2 separate regions of the Homo sapiens genome follow, and region 2 is linked to region 1. Evidence: chromatin loops called from intact Hi-C (ENCODE). Cell type or tissue: B cell. All regions are shown on one strand. Links, peaks and the distances in the headings refer to the core of each region. The heading gives the core; the rest is flanking DNA. Region 1 has its middle 62 kb from the start of LINC00494. Region 2 holds the start of LINC00494 (long intergenic non-protein coding RNA 494).

Region 1 (4,521 bases), core at 204-4,203:
CCTTGTGGATCATTACAAGGATGCTAGCATGTACTTTGGCTGTTGTGATAATTCAGGTGAGAGATGACCAGGACTTGGGTGGCACTGTGGACGGGGTAGGAAGTGACTGGATTTGAGATGCATTCCGAAGATGAAGCCAGCAGGATTCCTGATGGAGTGCATATGCTGAGTGAAAGGGAGAAGTCCAAGATGACTCTCTGGTTTGGGGCCTGAGCAACTGGAGGATGCAGTTGCCAATTATAGTAAATTAATGTTTATGTCAAATTCTCAGGACAGCAATTGACATAAAGTAGGCACTGTGTACATTTATAGTATTATCATCTGGTAACTGGGGAGCCAAGGGTTATGTCCATAGATGGATGAAGAAAGAAAGACTTTCAAGTTTGGCTGGTCGCAGTGGCTCATGCCTATTGTCTTAGCAGTCTAGGGGGCCAAGGCAGGAGGATTCGTTGAGCCCAGGAGTTTGGGACCAGCCTGGGCAACATAAGGAGACCTTTCTCTACAGATAATTTAAAAAATTACCTGGGCATGCTGGCACAGGTCCATAGTCCCAGCTAATTGGGAGGCTGAGCTGGGAGGATCGCTCAAGCCTAGGATGTCAAGGCTGCAGTGAGCCATGATCATGCCATTACATTCCAACCTGGACAACACAGCAAGACCCTGTCTCAAAAAAAAAAAAGATATTCAAGTGTTACTTAAAATGTGAAAGAAAAAACAAAGGAATCATCATGTACGGACTGTTTCTTATATACAAGAAGCTCTTCACTTTGGTTTTACGTGAATTAACACATGCAGTCTTCTCAAGGACACTATGAGACCATTTCTATTATTATTCCATATTACAGACGTAAAAATAGAGGGTCAAAAGAAGTAAAATAACTTATTTACCAGAACGTATTAGTATTGGAATTTCAAATCCAGACTGTTTAGCTTCAGAGAAGTGAACTAATAAGCTCCACTACTTCTAAAGCAGAAAATAAAAATTATATCATTGGCAGGATGTCAGCCTTCCTAGTCAATAGCCACTCTCTGAAGTTGACAAGTCTAGAGCTAGAACTTGAAGGTTAATATTTAGAGTTCCAGAAGCACCAAAAAATTTGAAACTATCAAAAGTGGTCAACCCTAGGCATGGACTGAAGGTGAAAACATAGGACCTGAGGACTGTTGCTTTTTGTTTTCAATCCGATTTAATTTAATAAAATATAAAACCTTAAAAAGTGTGTTTTTCTTTTCTTTCTATTGACTCTGAGCCAAATTCCCATTAAAGAACTAGAAACTCCATCCACTCAAGTTCAGCTTCAAGATGCAGGGTAAGGAGGAGCCAGAGGTCACACTTACAGAATTACCCAAACCAGGGCAATTAGGCAAAACCAAGGAAGTTAATTATCTAGGTCAGTAGTTGGCAAACGTTTTCTAAAAAGAACCAGAGGGTATAAAATAGAAAGTATTTTGGCTGGGTGTGGTGGTTCTTGCCTGTAATCCCAGCACTTTGGGAGGCCGAGGCAGGCGATGGCTTGAGGTCAGGAGTTTGAGACCAACCCGACCAACACAGTGAAACCCCGTCTCCACTAAAAAAAATACAAAATTAGTTGGGCATGGTGGTGCATGCCTGTAGTACCAGCTAATCAGGAGGCTGAGGCAGGAGAATCACTTGAACCTGGTAGATGGAGGCTGCAGTGAGCTGAGATCATGCCACTGCACTCCAGTCTGGGCGACAGAGTGAGACTCCATCTTGGACAAAATATATATATATATTTTAGGTTGTGGAGGCCATTCTGCCCTCAATTCTCCCCATTTTATTGCAAAAGCAGCCACAGTCAATATGTAAATGAATGAGTGTGTCCGTGTTGCAATAAAACTTTATTTACAAAATCAAGTGTAATCAGGTTTGGCCCACAGGCTGTAGTTTGTTGACTTCTGAGCCAGAAATTCAGAATGAGATGGTGCAGGCCAAAGGATGGCTCTGCAGGATGTACCTTCCTGGAGAAACCTACCAGAAGGGATGCATTGGGAACATCTGGGAGTTCACCCAGTCTCACCATGAGAATGGAGACCCCTGTATCTGTAGGTCATTTGTGCACGCCTGAAAGATGCCACCAGGCTTGACAGAGGCCTGGCCAGAGCCTCAGAATAAACTGAAACAAAGTGGAAGGGGAATGGGCTGTTTTGCATAAATTACTGATGCATTGAGAAGATGGTTTTTCATGCTGATTGGCAATAGGTCTCTGGTGGATTTAAAATGTCAATGTAAACAACCTTTGCTGAACCAGAGTGCACTGCCTTTAGAAAACCAGACAAAGAATCCAGAACTTACAGAAGATGAAACAAGAAAAAGTGGGGATTTGTTGCTTATATTATGAAAGCATTCATCATTTTACACCAAGAAAGATTTCTAAAGCAGAAAATAAAATTATATCATTGGCAGGAAGTCAGAATGTGATTTGTTTCACGAAAATTCGATTAACACACCTCCTTCCATAAAAATCCCTGCAGTACTGACCTGTCCGCTGACTGTCCCCATCATATGCTCCAGGAGAGCAGGGACCCTACAGGTTCCTTTTCCATTCTGTCACCACTGTGCTCAAGTTGAAGCTCAATGGGTATTTGCTGTGCAAGTGGATGACTGACAGGTTTCTTTCTACCAATTAATTTATGAATATTTTATGCAGAAATTCCAGAAAGACCTAGATCTTTTTCTTTTGTGTGCTCAGGGCTCTTTGATTAGGATGTAGAGAGCTGGGACATAAACTTGAATTAATTAAGGTCATACAAGGTATCAAACTCCAAAATGTGAGTGGCTTTACCAAATAAAGGTTTGTTTCTTGTTCCTCTAATTGTCCAAGCGAATGCTCCTGGTTGTGTGTAGGGAGTGCCCCCCTGTGGTTTGGGGACCCAGGATCCTTCTCTCCTGTGGCACTGCCACCTTCAGCTTGTGGCTCTCAAGATAGCTCTGTGGGGCGTTCATCTTTGTTCTGGATGCCCTGAAGCATCCACCATGAAAGCTTACACTCCATACCTGCACCTGATACAGAGGACGCTGGAAATGTGGTCTCCATGTGAATCCAGGAAGAAGAAATGGGTTTGTGATGAGCACACGCTTTGCCACACACAAAATAACAGTATGTTAAGATAGAAGTTTATTTCTCTAGCACACAATAGTCAAAAGCAATGGCCCAGGGCTGCTGTGGCGGCTCCATTGTCAGGGACCCCAGCTCCTCCTGTCTTCCTGTTTTGCCATCACTAGGCTAGGACCTTTGGCAGCAAGCTCCAAGATGCTTCCTTTCTGTACTCAGAGTCCTGCCAGCAGGACTCTTATATCTAAGGGTACACAGAGTCCGGCTAGCAGGACTCATCTCTAAGGGTACACATAACCTGCATCCCTCACTTCTCACATCCCTTTGGACAGATCGTGGTCAGGTGGCACATCTCCTGCAGGGGGACTGGGAACAGCAATCTTTAGCCTAGGTGACCAAGCACCCAACTAAAAATCACTGTCTGAAGGAAGGGAAGGACACTGGGGTACAAGGAGCCATCTCTACCCAGGAATTAAACAGAAAAGACCTTTCTGGAGGAATGGAAAGAGCTGGAAGGAGAACAGAGAAATGAACTAAAATGGAATAGAAGGGGAATGTGCTGTTTTGCATAAATTACTGATGCTTTGAGAAGATGACTTCTCATGCTGATTGGCACTGGGTCTCTGGTGGATTTCAAATGTCAGTGCAAACAACCTTTGCCAAACTAAGACCGCCCATCAAGGTCGTCAAGACTGGGTCCAGTAGATAAATATTCCCCACAGTAAAATCAGGATGTTCTTGCTGGAAAAATCCGATTCTGGGCCTCTTAGCAAACGTCCATAGCAGAGTTCCACGGGAACAGCGATCCTCAGCCCTATTAGACTGAACTGTATTTTATGATATCTTATGATGATGCTTTACTATTCTAAAATGAAATTCAAAAATAATAGGAATTACCTATATGTATAACCTAAAAGCAAATCAGGATGATGTCTTAATTGTAATATAAAAGAGGGAAAAGGGAACAAGCTTGTTATAAAATAATACAGATAATACAAAATAATAACTTCTATAAAATGAACTTATAATAAATATGTGAAAATGATTACGTGTAGCTACACTAGACAAACCCCAGAAGCAGCGAGACGTCTGCACCTCCAGTGATGAGTAGGCCAATCAAAGAGCAGGAAGCCACACGGCTCAGCAGCACTCTGCACAGGCAGTTAGGGAAAAAGGAACAGTGGTGTCTGTGGGCAGAGACTACAAACTCTATGTTCAATGTCCTTTGAAAGCTGCCATCAATACCTAGAGTTCTGTGTAAAATGGAGTGAGTTTCTAGGCTCATGAATTATTCTAAGGGATATGGATAAGTCATGGGACTTTGTTGTGTCTGAGTGTCCTGAATGTGGCAGAATTCTAGTGTCCCTGGACTCCTATTGAATAATTGAATAAATGTCAGTGTCCCCAATCAAAACACAACCAAAACCATCCCCACAATATCCAAAAT
Region 2 (4,222 bases), core at 1-4,000, 62 kb after region 1:
ACTAGTGGGGTGTGGCGGGGTGCGCCTTTAGTTCCAGTTACTCAGGAGGCTGAGGTGGGAGGATCGCTTGAGCCCAGGATTTTGAGGCTGCAGTGAACTACGATTGCGCCACTGTAATGTAGCCTGAGTAACAGAGTGAGACCTTGTCTCAAAAAATACATTAAATTAACAAATAAACTGAAATTATAATGAGAGTGATTCAAATCTTTCGAAACTAAGGAAGTTCATGGCAGTGTTATTTATAATAACCAAACAAAACAAAACAAAACAAAAAAAACTGGCATCCAGCAATAGAGGACTACTGAAGGCAATTATCATATATCTATGTGATGGAATATTCTGAAGAGATTAAAATTTCTGTTTTGAAGCCTGCTTTATGACATAAAGAAATGTAAGCAACCAGCCTGACCAACATGGCGAAATTCCGTCTCTACCAGAAATACAAAAAATTAGCCGGGCGCCTATAATCCCAGCTACTCAGGGAGGCTGAGACGGGAATTGCTTGAACCTTGGAGGTGGAGGCTGCAGTGAGCCGAGATCGCGCCATTGCACTCCAGCCTGAGCAATAAGAGCGAAACTCTGAAAAAAAAAAAAGAAAGAAAAGAAAAATGAATAAATGTAGGTGATGTAATTTGATGTCAACTCAAGGCAGATTCTGAAGAGTACACGTTCAAACTAAATCCCAGTTTCATAAACCAAGTAGAGTTTTTTATTTTATTTTATTTATTTTTATTTTTATTTTTATTTTTTTTTGAGACGGAGTCTCACTCTGTTGCCCAGGCTGGAGTGCAGTGGTGCGATCTCAGCTCACTGCAAGCTCCGTCTCCCGGGTTCACGCCATTCTCCTGCCTCAGCCTCCCGAGTAGCTGGGACTACAGGCGCCTGCTTACCACACCCGGCTAATTTTTTGTATTTTTAGCAAGAGATGGGGTTTCACCATGTTAGCCAGGATGGTCTCGATCTCCTGACCTCATGATCCGTCCGCCTCAGCCTCCCAAAGTGCTGGGATTACAGGCGTGAGCCACCGCGCCCGGCCATAAACCAAGTAGAGTTCTTACATGTGCATTAAAAATGCTGGACGAAGTCGAATTTTATTTTTTGTCTATATTCTAGGAATAGTTTATAAACTTTCTATTACCTTTTACATCAGAAAATAAATAAACAGCCTTAAGAATAAAACTATAATAAAAGTATAGAGCAGCCTTGAGGTATGACGTGTAACTGTTTTACCATCTGGGACATTTTTAAGCTTCACAAACTCTCCCTTCTTTGTTGGGATGCCCCAGGGCAGGGACCCTGTCTCCTTTCGGTCTTGGTGGCGCCAGGAACACATCAGGGCTCAATAAATAATTGATAACAACAAAGACCCCCAAAGGAGTCCCTTCACTTTGGGTGGCCTGCTGAACTCCTCAAGGCTTTCTCTTAAGTGCATTTCATTTGTTTTGAATTTTTTTCAACTTAAATGGTTGAAAATCAAAGCCAGGAGAGAGCTGTTGGCTTGTGGAGAGCTGGAAAAGAGAAAAATAAAGAGTGAGTACAGTCCCTGCGGGGCCACAGCGTGGGGCCTGGACCTGGGCACCTGCAGCTTCTGAAAGTCCCTTCTCGGGAGACGGAAGGAGAGGCTTTCATTCACATCCTAAAGCGAGATGAAACCACTTTCTGGTTCCTTTTTTGAAAACGGGTGTTTTTGTACCCAGATGGGCTCTGAGGCATATGATCTAAGAGTCAAAAAAGATTGGATGGTGCATGAAAAAACACTGAAAATCCTTAGTATAAGAAAGGTGGACTTGGAGATTAGAGAGAACGGTCCCTGCATCGGAGTCACTTGCTAACAGGTGTGTACTGAGTACCCACCCCTGCCAGGCACTGCTCTGAGTGCCGGGACAGAGCAGGGAACAAAACACCCCCACCCCTCCCGCCCCCGCCCCCGCCCCCGCCCCGCCCCACCTCACGAGTTACTCACGAGTCTGGAGGACAAGCAGTAGCCATTGAACCTGCAACTGCATGATGTGCGGGAGGTGGGGGCTGTTCTAAAGGACGATAGAGGTGAAGGGCAAGGCCGTGTCAGGGGTCAGGAGGCCTCTCTGAGGAGGTGGGCAAGCCCTGGGAAGAGCACCCCAAGCAGAGGCACAGCAGGTGCACAGGCCCCGGGGTAGGAGAGACCTTGGTGATCCTGGGTGAGGAACAGCAGGGAGGTGGGTGTGGCTGGAGCCACGTGACCCAGGGGGAGGTGGGAGGAGATGAGGTCACAGGAGAGGGCGTGGAGTGAAGCAGTGAGGGGTGACCTGTGGCCTGTGGTCACTGTCTCCAGGTGAGCAGGCTCTGGTGGAGAGCCAGGGCTCTCAGGGGTGGTCCTAGGGGCAGCAGCATCAGCACCCCGGGGCCCTGCTGGGAAAGCCAGCTCTGGGCTCTGCTGAGACCTCCTGAATCAGAACCTCAGGGTGGGCCTGGCCATCGGAGTTTTAACAAGGCCTCCAAAACATTCTGACACTCACCAGAGTCTGAGAGACACAGCAGAGCTAGAATCTGGGCTCCAGTTTTCACCCAGGAGACAGGAGGATTCTGGGTGGAAGGGCAGGAGGGACTGGGGTCCCCCCTAGAAGGAGCGCCCCAGGAGGACGCCACACAGGTGGACATTCGCTCCTCCTGGGAATGGTCTCTAAGGGTTCCTTGGACAGGAAAGTGGCTCTCTGAGCTGCCTTAGCGTTGGAGATGCTGGGGTGAGTGCCCCAGGAGCAGGCCTGCACCTGTGACTGAGGGGCGGGGAATAAACACCCCAGCTTCCCCTGTGTCTGGGTGACTCTGAGGGGCGTCCCGTACACAGATCCCAGGCTGCTCAGCAGGATCGAGTTGGGAAGGGGGTGTCAGGACAGGAAGCAGCATGACTAGAGGTGGAAGAACCTTGGCATATGCAGGGCACTGTGTGTAATTCCATCGGGCTGCAGTGTAAGCTTGCAGAGAGGAGGAGGGAGAGTGGAGTGAGATGGAAAGTGACTGATGAAATGTATGTCTCCCCAGGAACGTCGGTCACGGATAAGCCCCCAGTGAAGGGACTTAGGAAGCCTCTCCCCCTTCGTGTTCTTTCCCCAGAGAGTCTTCCGAGATGGAAATGCTTGCAAGGAAGGAAGAGACACTTTCTATCTTCTGCCATCAGAAGCACAGAAGGGTGAAGCCAGGCACACCCAGAGAAGCATCTCATGTTGTGTGTGGCTGCTGCAGCGCTCTCTTGGGCCCTGGGGCAGGAGATGCTCAAAGGTCAACAGGACTTGGGAAGGCAGCTGTGAGTAAAGCCCCCAGTCCTGGTCCTGGACTCACTGCACCAGGGACCCCAAGGGGCTAAACATGACTGGATTGTAGCAAGCCATTTTCAACATGCAAAGAAGCAACCAGGAAGAATGTCTAATTACAGATGTGCTATTTCTCTCCTCTTTCTTCTTCAACTTTCTCATTACCCTCAGTGACATCACAGCAGCTTCCCCTTGTCCTGTGACAAACCCAGAGCAAGGTGCTTTGGGTGGTAGTCAGAGTGACATGGGAGACCCTGAGTTCCACGTGTCTAAGCCCATATTTCCCTCCTTCCTCCCTAGTTCAAGGAGGTAACCAGGCATGGCGACTCCTCCTGGCAGGCACGTTCACAGGACAGAGGCAGGAGCTACTTGAGAGAGATTTAGCTCATTGGAGCGAGGGGCGGGGCAGAGAGGGAAAGAGATGGAGGAGAAGTTTATTGAAGAATGGAAAGGTGCAATGTTCCCCAGGTCCTAGAGATGCGCTGCACTGCAGAGGGTGGCTGTGAGGTCCCACACCTGCAAGCGGGAGTCACTGGATTCTGCTGGTGGCTGACCTGCTGACCAGAGATGTGAGCCCAGTTTCCTCTTCTATAAAATCAGGCGTAGCCCAGTGGCTTTCAATCCTGGTTATATGTTAGTGACATCTGGGAAGGTTTAAAGATTCCTGATGGCCAAGCTGGACCCCAAATCTATCAGATCAGATCATCTGGGTAGAACACAGAAGCACCAGAGTCGATAATGTCCCTCAGGTGACTCAAATGTGCAGCCAACATGGAGACCACTGACCTAAGCTAAGTCCTGTTTATGAGAATGTTGAGACCATGAAATGCTTAGAGCAGGCAAGGCCCTAAGAAATCACCTGACCCAACTTCTGCCATTCACAGGGGAGGAAACTGGTTTTCAGAGAGGCCAAATCACTTGCCCAAGGACACACA

What was found. A loop is a pair of places that touch in the nucleus more often than their neighbours do. Peaks named below come from ENCODE experiments on the same cell type or tissue, not always from the same donor. Only the 100,000 strongest peaks of a DNase experiment are listed, where the experiment ranks them.
Region 2: a loop joins it to region 1, with 3 times the contacts of the local background. A loop is called at or near these places in 1 of 110 quality-filtered maps.

The regions. Positions count from the first base shown.
Region 1 is chr20:48,420,092-48,424,612 of GRCh38, reverse strand. No RefSeq gene overlaps it. Among named protein-coding and RNA genes, the nearest start is that of LINC00494, 62 kb to the right of the region's middle. In B cell, for the core only: no CTCF peak of the experiment used is centred there; a DNase peak (open chromatin) is centred at 2,172; H3K4me3 peaks cover 454 bases; H3K27me3 peaks cover 165 bases.
Region 2 is chr20:48,357,892-48,362,113 of GRCh38, reverse strand. LINC00494 (long intergenic non-protein coding RNA 494) reads right to left here and starts at 2,203. Exons shown (of 5, transcript NR_026958.1): 1 at 1,964-2,203. In B cell, for the core only: no CTCF peak of the experiment used is centred there; DNase peaks (open chromatin) are centred at 1,673, 2,203 and 3,533; H3K4me3 peaks cover 1,732 bases; H3K27ac peaks cover 3,808 bases.